Linked DNA regions of Homo sapiens: region 1 is linked to region 2. Evidence: chromatin loops called from intact Hi-C (ENCODE). Cell type or tissue: CD14-positive monocyte. All regions are shown on one strand. Each heading gives the region's core, and the rest is flanking DNA. Links, peaks and the distances in the headings are about the cores only.

The links. Hi-C counts contacts between places; a loop is a spot of excess contacts. Peaks named below come from ENCODE experiments on the same cell type or tissue, not always from the same donor. Only the 100,000 strongest peaks of a DNase experiment are listed, where the experiment ranks them.
Region 1: a loop joins it to region 2, with 6 times the contacts of the local background. A loop is called at or near these places in 5 of 110 quality-filtered maps.

What each region holds. Positions count from the first base shown.
Region 1 is chr2:241,891,002-241,894,121 of GRCh38, forward strand. The region is part of intron 2 of LINC01237 (long intergenic non-protein coding RNA 1237); the gene reads left to right. FAM240C (family with sequence similarity 240 member C) reads right to left here. Exons shown (of 3, transcript NM_001382368.1): 3 at 2,987-3,120. Among named protein-coding and RNA genes, the nearest start is that of FAM240C, 7.9 kb to the right of the region's middle. In CD14-positive monocyte, for the core only: no CTCF peak of the experiment used is centred there; no DNase peak of the experiment used is centred there.
Region 2 is chr2:241,619,060-241,622,524 of GRCh38, forward strand. All of the region lies in intron 2 of THAP4 (THAP domain containing 4), which reads right to left. Among named protein-coding and RNA genes, the nearest start is that of THAP4, 16 kb to the right of the region's middle. In CD14-positive monocyte, for the core only: no CTCF peak of the experiment used is centred there; DNase peaks (open chromatin) are centred at 842 and 1,432; H3K27ac peaks cover 1,004 bases.

The DNA of each region.
Region 1 (3,120 bases), core at 77-2,576, 270 kb after region 2:
TGGCCTCCTTGGCAAGGCAGGTGGCGGCACCAACAGGCCCGGGGGGGACCTTTCCCGGACACCTGGCCTCCTCGGCGAGGCAGGTGGCAGAACTGGTTCCACGTCTGATCTTCCTTAGACAAACCTGCCTTCAGAGGAAATTGTGTTCAACTGGAGAAACTGGAAAATGTACTAGATATTGGCTGATATGAAGGATATATGTTTTGTTAAGTATGATAATTCGATTTTGGCTCTGTAGGGAAAGGCTCTTATTTTAAAAAGATGTGCACTAGAGAAAAAGGAAACAGCATGTAGCAAATACATCCACGGATGTCCTCCTGGTTTAATTGGTTCTGTGGCCTCGGTTTCTGTCTTCCTGATGGCACCTCTGTGACAGGAGCTCAGACCCCGGCATCAGACCGGCCTCCGCAGGGAGGAGCTGCGGTGCCCAGGCCAGGCCAGGAAGCACCATGGCCCACTGCCTGGGCCTCACCTCACGAACGCCAAGCACTGTGGCGGGCACAGGCGGAGCCTGGCGGCTTCACGCCCACACCGGCAGCTCCTCCCTCAGCCCCTCGCCCGCCGCTCCCAAGTCCGGCAGTTCTGGAGCACGGGAAGCTCTCTGGGGGTTGCTGGGCAGCAGGACCTGGTCTGAGATGACTGAGTCTGCCCAGGTCTTCACGCGCCTAACTGAGCGTGAGCGTGTCTGAGTCTTACCGCAGAAACATTAAAATGCTTGGTGACAGGTGTTAGGAGACTTCTGGGATCTGCACTGTACCACTTCTCTAAAACTGGGAATATTCTGAGTCTCAGAGCTTGTCTGGATGAGGAATCCTGGGGCCCGATTCTAGACCTGAGGCACCAGCAGCAAAGGATGTGGCCCAGCCCTGGAGCCCCAAGCAGCTCGGCCGGGAGTGCACCCTCCTACCTTCCCAACCCAGTCGCAGTCAGTTATGAAAAAGGAACAGTGCATGATTCCAAAGTTATATTTAAATGCCAACTGCGTTGAATTTGGCAACATTTGACAGGAGTTATGGAAAGCCTTTCAAAGATTTAGCAGGACAAAAACAAACTAGCAAGCGAGCATTATTGTGTGCTTTAAAAGTAAACAGGCTTGAGCAATGGTGTCTGTTTTAGAAAACTGACGAGCCTCCCAGGTGGATCATGGGAGTGCCTGCAATTACTGGTTATTCAACCAAGGTCCCCTCCGGTCTGTGCCTCATACAAACAATGGGTATTCTGCTGAAATTCACCTCCTGGAGCAAAGATTTCAGAAATGCCCTCTGTACACCAGGTGAATTGCAAAGGGGCCAGGTGTGAGGAGGGACTCCGGGCTCAGAGCCCTGGGGGCTGGCGTCCCTCTCCTCTCCTGGAAAGCCGGCCCAGCCATCCCTCTTCCCCTTGCCCCTCTCCTACCCTCCCTGGTCTCCTTCTCTCCCTGTCTCTCTTCTGCACTGGGCGCCTTCCAGCCTTGGGAGCTGGGCCCAGCTTTGCCTGAGGATTAACGACAAAACAGAGTGAAGATGTGGCTGGCAGACTGCCCGCTGCCCCTGTGGCCGGGACCTCTGCTGTCAATGGGAAGGTGACTGCATCGTTGGAGAGTAATTGGGTCATGAGGCAAGCAGGAGGGGGTGGCTGTTCTGGAAGGTTCTGCAGGGCCAAACTGTGATGAAGATTGCAGCATGAATATGCTCTTCCATCCCCCAAAAGTCCAGTCTGACACCTCAGTTTATTACGGTGTTGACAGTAATAGTGTTCTGAGGATATCATCAGATAAAATCACTCCTCCGCAGCCTGGGGCTTTGCAAAGATTAGCGAGTGGTTTCTGTTCATGAACTATCTTCAGGGCTGTTAATCACCTCCCTCCCTCCCTGCAAATCCCTGAGTCACTAGCGGTGAGGGTGGGGCCCAGTGCTGACCTGTGACCCCAGCCCTGGACATCTCCATGGCCAGTGTTGCGAGGGCCCTGGCTGCGCTTCTGCCCACTGACTGGCAGACCAGGCATCCAGGCACCCGGGCTTTGTGTCAGGTTCCGATCCTTCTTTCTGCACGTGCTGTCTGTGCAGTAGTTCATGGTCAGCCCCAGAAATGCACACTTGAGATGGCGTGGGCCTGCGTGGAGTCTGCACGTGGCACAGCAGGGACCTGGCTACGCGATCCTCTCGTTAGTGCTTTGTTGGGTTACCCATGACCTGCAAAGCTGGGGCTAATTTCTTTGTCTTTGACAAGACCCGCAAAGCTGGGGCTAATTTCTTTGTCTTTGACAACTTGACCAGAGGGTCCAAACAAAACAGAACCGAACCGCATCAACATCTACGACTGGGGAGATGATGTGAGATTCCACAGCAGCCCCAGCCAGCCGAGGCCCCAGTGCTTCTGTGTTCCTGAGGGCTGATCCCTGCGGCTATAAAAGAGCACACGCGAGGTGTGGGGTGCGGGTACAGGTGTCAGAACCGGCCTCGGCTACAGCCGAGAGCACCCTCCTCTGTCCAGGAGACCACCCCAGGTTCTTGACCGTCTGGCCTCTGGGCAGTGTGGCGGCCCCTCTCCCTCCCTCTGACCTGTCCAGCGTAGTTGCAGCTTGCAGTGGGGCTCCCAGGGCTCATGCTGAGCATCAGGAGGTGAATCTCGGCTCCAACAGCCCTCGTGGCCTTGGGAGATGCTGCCCTTTCTAAACCTGAACTTTTTCAAGTGTAAAAATGAGGATATTTAATTTTCTGAGATGTTTCAGGTACTAAATATGAAATAATTAAAGGAATTTTGGAAAAGGACAAAGCTTTATGCAGTATAAGGAATGTCCTGAAGTTGAAACTTATGTACATATTTTGATCAAAGGTGAAATAAAATTGCATTTAAATCTGCAAATTGGAGGTGGTCAGGCAGCTGAAGAGTCCCTGAGATGCAGCAGTTTCTTTACATGGCTTGTCGTAAGTTGGTAACATTGTGGCAAGTGTTTACTATGTAGAAACCTTAAAGACAGGAAGAAAATTTAGCACGAAACATTCAATCCAATTGACTTAGGTTTTATTGGGCACCAGAGATGCGCTAGAGAACCCTGGGACTCTGCTGCAGCGTGGACCCCGAGGTGGGATTATTACGGGGTCAGCGAGGTGCGGGCCATTTCCATGATGAAGATCCTGT
Region 2 (3,465 bases), core at 435-2,934:
CACGGGCCACTGAAGGGCTTAAATCGAGTCACAGGCTGGAGCCTGCTTCCCCTCCCAGCCCTGCAGGCTCCAGCATAACATCCTGGGTGGGAGTGGAAAGGGCCCAGGCGCAGGCTGTGGAAGGCATGCTCGGAGAAACTCCACGACAACAGGGAGACAAAACAAGGACACTCGAGGAATTTTACAGCCACTGCAGGATTAAACACAGCCCGAGTGCCAGCCAGGTTAAGGGGATGGATGCCCTCCAAACAAGGCACACTTACTTCACCTTTCAGTCAAGCAGCACTTACTGATGGGGGATGCGTTGACAAACACGTCATGAGGCAAGTTCATCATTGTACAAACGTCACAGAGTGCACTTACCGCGTACCACGCACCTAGGCTGTATGGCACAGCCTGTGCTCCCAGGCTACACACCCCAGTGTGTTACTGAATACTGTAGGCAGTTGTAACACAGTGCCAAGGGTGTGTGTACCTAAAACACATCTAAACATAGAAAACCTACAGTAAAAATATGGCATAAGAGACAAAAAATGGTTCACCTGCATAAGGCACTTACCAGCACTGGAGTGTGCAGCATGGGCAGTTGCTCTGGGTGAGTTGGTGAGTAAGTTGGTAAGTGAGGGGTGAGGGGTGAGTGAGTCGGTGAGTGAAGGGTGAGTGAGTCGGTGAGGGGTGAGTGAGGGGTGAGTGAGTTGGTGAGTGAGGGGTGAGTGAGTCGGTGAGTGAGGGGTGCGTGAGTCGTGAGTGAGGGGTGAGTGAGTTGTGAGTCGTGAGTGAGGGGTGAGTGAGGGGTGAGTGAGGAGTCGGTGAGTGAGGGGTGAGTGAGGGGTGAGTCGTGAGTGAGGGGTGAATGAGGGGTGAGTGAGGGGTGAGGGGTGAGTGAGTCATTGAGTGAGGGGTGAGGGGTGAGTGAGTCGGTGAGTGAGGGGTGAGTGAGTCAGTGAGTGAGGGATGAGTGAGGGGTGAGTTGGTGAGTGAGGAGTGAGTGAGGGGTGAGTGAGGGGTGAGTGAGTCGTGAGTGAGGGGTGAGTGAGTCGGTGAGTGAGGGGTGAGGGGTAAGTGAGTCGGTGAGTGAGGGGTGAGGGGTGAGTGAGTCGGTGAGTGAGGGGTGAGTGAGTCGGTGAGTGAGGGGTGAGGAGTGAGTGAGGGGTGAGTGAGTCGGTGAGTGAGGGGTGAGGAGTGAGTGAGGAGTGAGTGAGGGGTGAGGGGTGAGTGAGTCGTGAGTGAGGGGTGAGTGAGTCGTGAGTGAGGGGTGAGTGAGTCGGTGAGTGAGTCAGTGAGTGAGGGGTGAGTGAGTCGGTGAGTGAGGGGTGAGGGGTGAGTGAGTCAGTGAGTGAGGGGAGAGTGAGTCGGTGAGTGAGGGGTGAGGGGTGAGTGAGTCAGTGAGTGAGGGATGAGTGAGGGGTGAGTGAGTTGGTGAGTGAGGAGTGAGTGAGGGGTGAGTGAGGAGTGAGTGAGGGGTGAGTGAGTCGGTGACTGAGGGGTGAGTGAGTCAGGAGTGAGTGAGTCGGTGAGTGAGGGGTGAAGGGTGAGTGAGTCAGTGAGTGAGGGATGAGTGAGGGGTGAGTGAGTCAGTGAGTGAGGGGTGAGTGAGTCGGTGACTGAGGCAGTGACTGCGGCGGTGAGTGAATGCAAAGGCCTGGGAGATGACTGTACACTATGGTAGACTTTCTCAATACTGCACAGAGGCTACACTAAATCGATTAAAAAAAATTGTACTACGATGTTACAATGGCTACAATGTCACTAGGTGACAGGACTCTCTCAGCTCCATTATAATCTTACGGGACTACCATGGTGTATGTGGTCTGTCATTGACCAAAACATCATCATGTAGCACACGGCTGGATCTGATATTTCATGTCTACTTTGCAACCAAAAATAACGAGACATGCTAAAAGGCAAAAAAAAAAATCTGAAGAGAGAGAGTGAGCATCAGAACCAGACTCAGGTACGGCAGAGATTTTAGAATTACCACACGGAGAAATTAAAATTACTGGTTAGTTTGGGGACAGTGGCTCACCTCTGTAATCCCAGCACTTTGGGAGGCCAAGGTGGGTGGATCACTTGAGGTCAGGAGTTCGAGACCAGCCTGGCCAACATGGTGAAACCCCATCTCTACTAAAAATACAAAAATTAGCTGGGCGTGGTGGCGGGTGCCTGTAATCCCATCTACTCGGGAGGCTGAGGTAGGAGAATTGCTTGAGCCCAGGAAGCAGAGGTTGCAGTGAGCCGAGACTGTGCCACTGCACTCCAGCCTGGGCAACAGAGCAAGACTCCATCTCAAAATAATAGTAATAATAATAAAATCAGTACAATTAATATGCTAAGGGCTCTAATGGAAAAAGTGGGTGATAGGCAAGAAAACATGGGCAATGTAAGAGGAGTGATGGACAAAAGAACAAAAAGGAAATTGCTGCAAACCAAAAATGCTAACTGAAATGAAGAATCTCTAAGGGCTCATCAATAGGATGGATATGGCTGAAGAAAGAATCACTGAGTTGAAGATATGTCAATAGAAACTTCCCAAACTGAAATGCAAAGAGAAAAAAACGGAAAAAAAAAATCAGAATATTGGAGAATTGTGGGGCAAAAGTGTTACATGAGCATAATGGGAATGCCAGAAAGAGATAAAAGGAGCAGAAGTATTTGAATTAACCATAGTTCAGAGTTTTCCAAAATTATCGATGACACCAAACCACAGATCCAGGAAGCTCGGAAAACATCAAGCAAGATAAATACCAAAGAATCTACACATAGGCATGTCATACTCAAACTGCAGAAAACCAAAGACTAAGAGAATCAAAAGGAAAAAAAATCCTTACATGTAGAGCAGAAAGAATAAGAATTACAGCAGACTTGTCAGAAACCACGCAAGCAAAAAAAAAAACCAAACCAAACCAAAAACGTGCAACTCTACATCCAGTGAAACTATTCTTCGGGTGCAAAGGAGAAGTAAAGAACTTACTTTTTTCCCATTTTTTTCTAAATCTCTGAAAAAGAAACTCAATATAAAGACTTATTTACGCGGGCGCGGTGGCTCACGCCTGTAATCCCAACACTTTGGGAGGCCAAGGCGGGTGGATCGCCTGAGGTCAGGAGTTCGAGACCAGTCTGGCCAACGTGGTGAATCCCTGTCTCTACTAAAAATACGACACTGGGGCTGGTGGCGGGCGCCTGTGATCCCAGCTACTTAGAAGGCTGAGGCAGGAGAATTGCTTGAGCATGGGAGGTGGAGGTTGCAATGAGCTGAGATGATCACGCCACTGCACCCCAGCCTGGCGACAGAGCAAGGCTCTGTCTCAAACAAAACAAAACAAAAAACAAACAAAAAAATTTCTTTAAATAAAAACAGAGAATTCACTGGCAGTACCTCTTCCCTTTGAGAAATATTAAAAGTTCTTCAGGGAGAAGGAATATGATATACGTCAGAAACTAAAATGTATGTAAAAAAAGGGAGAG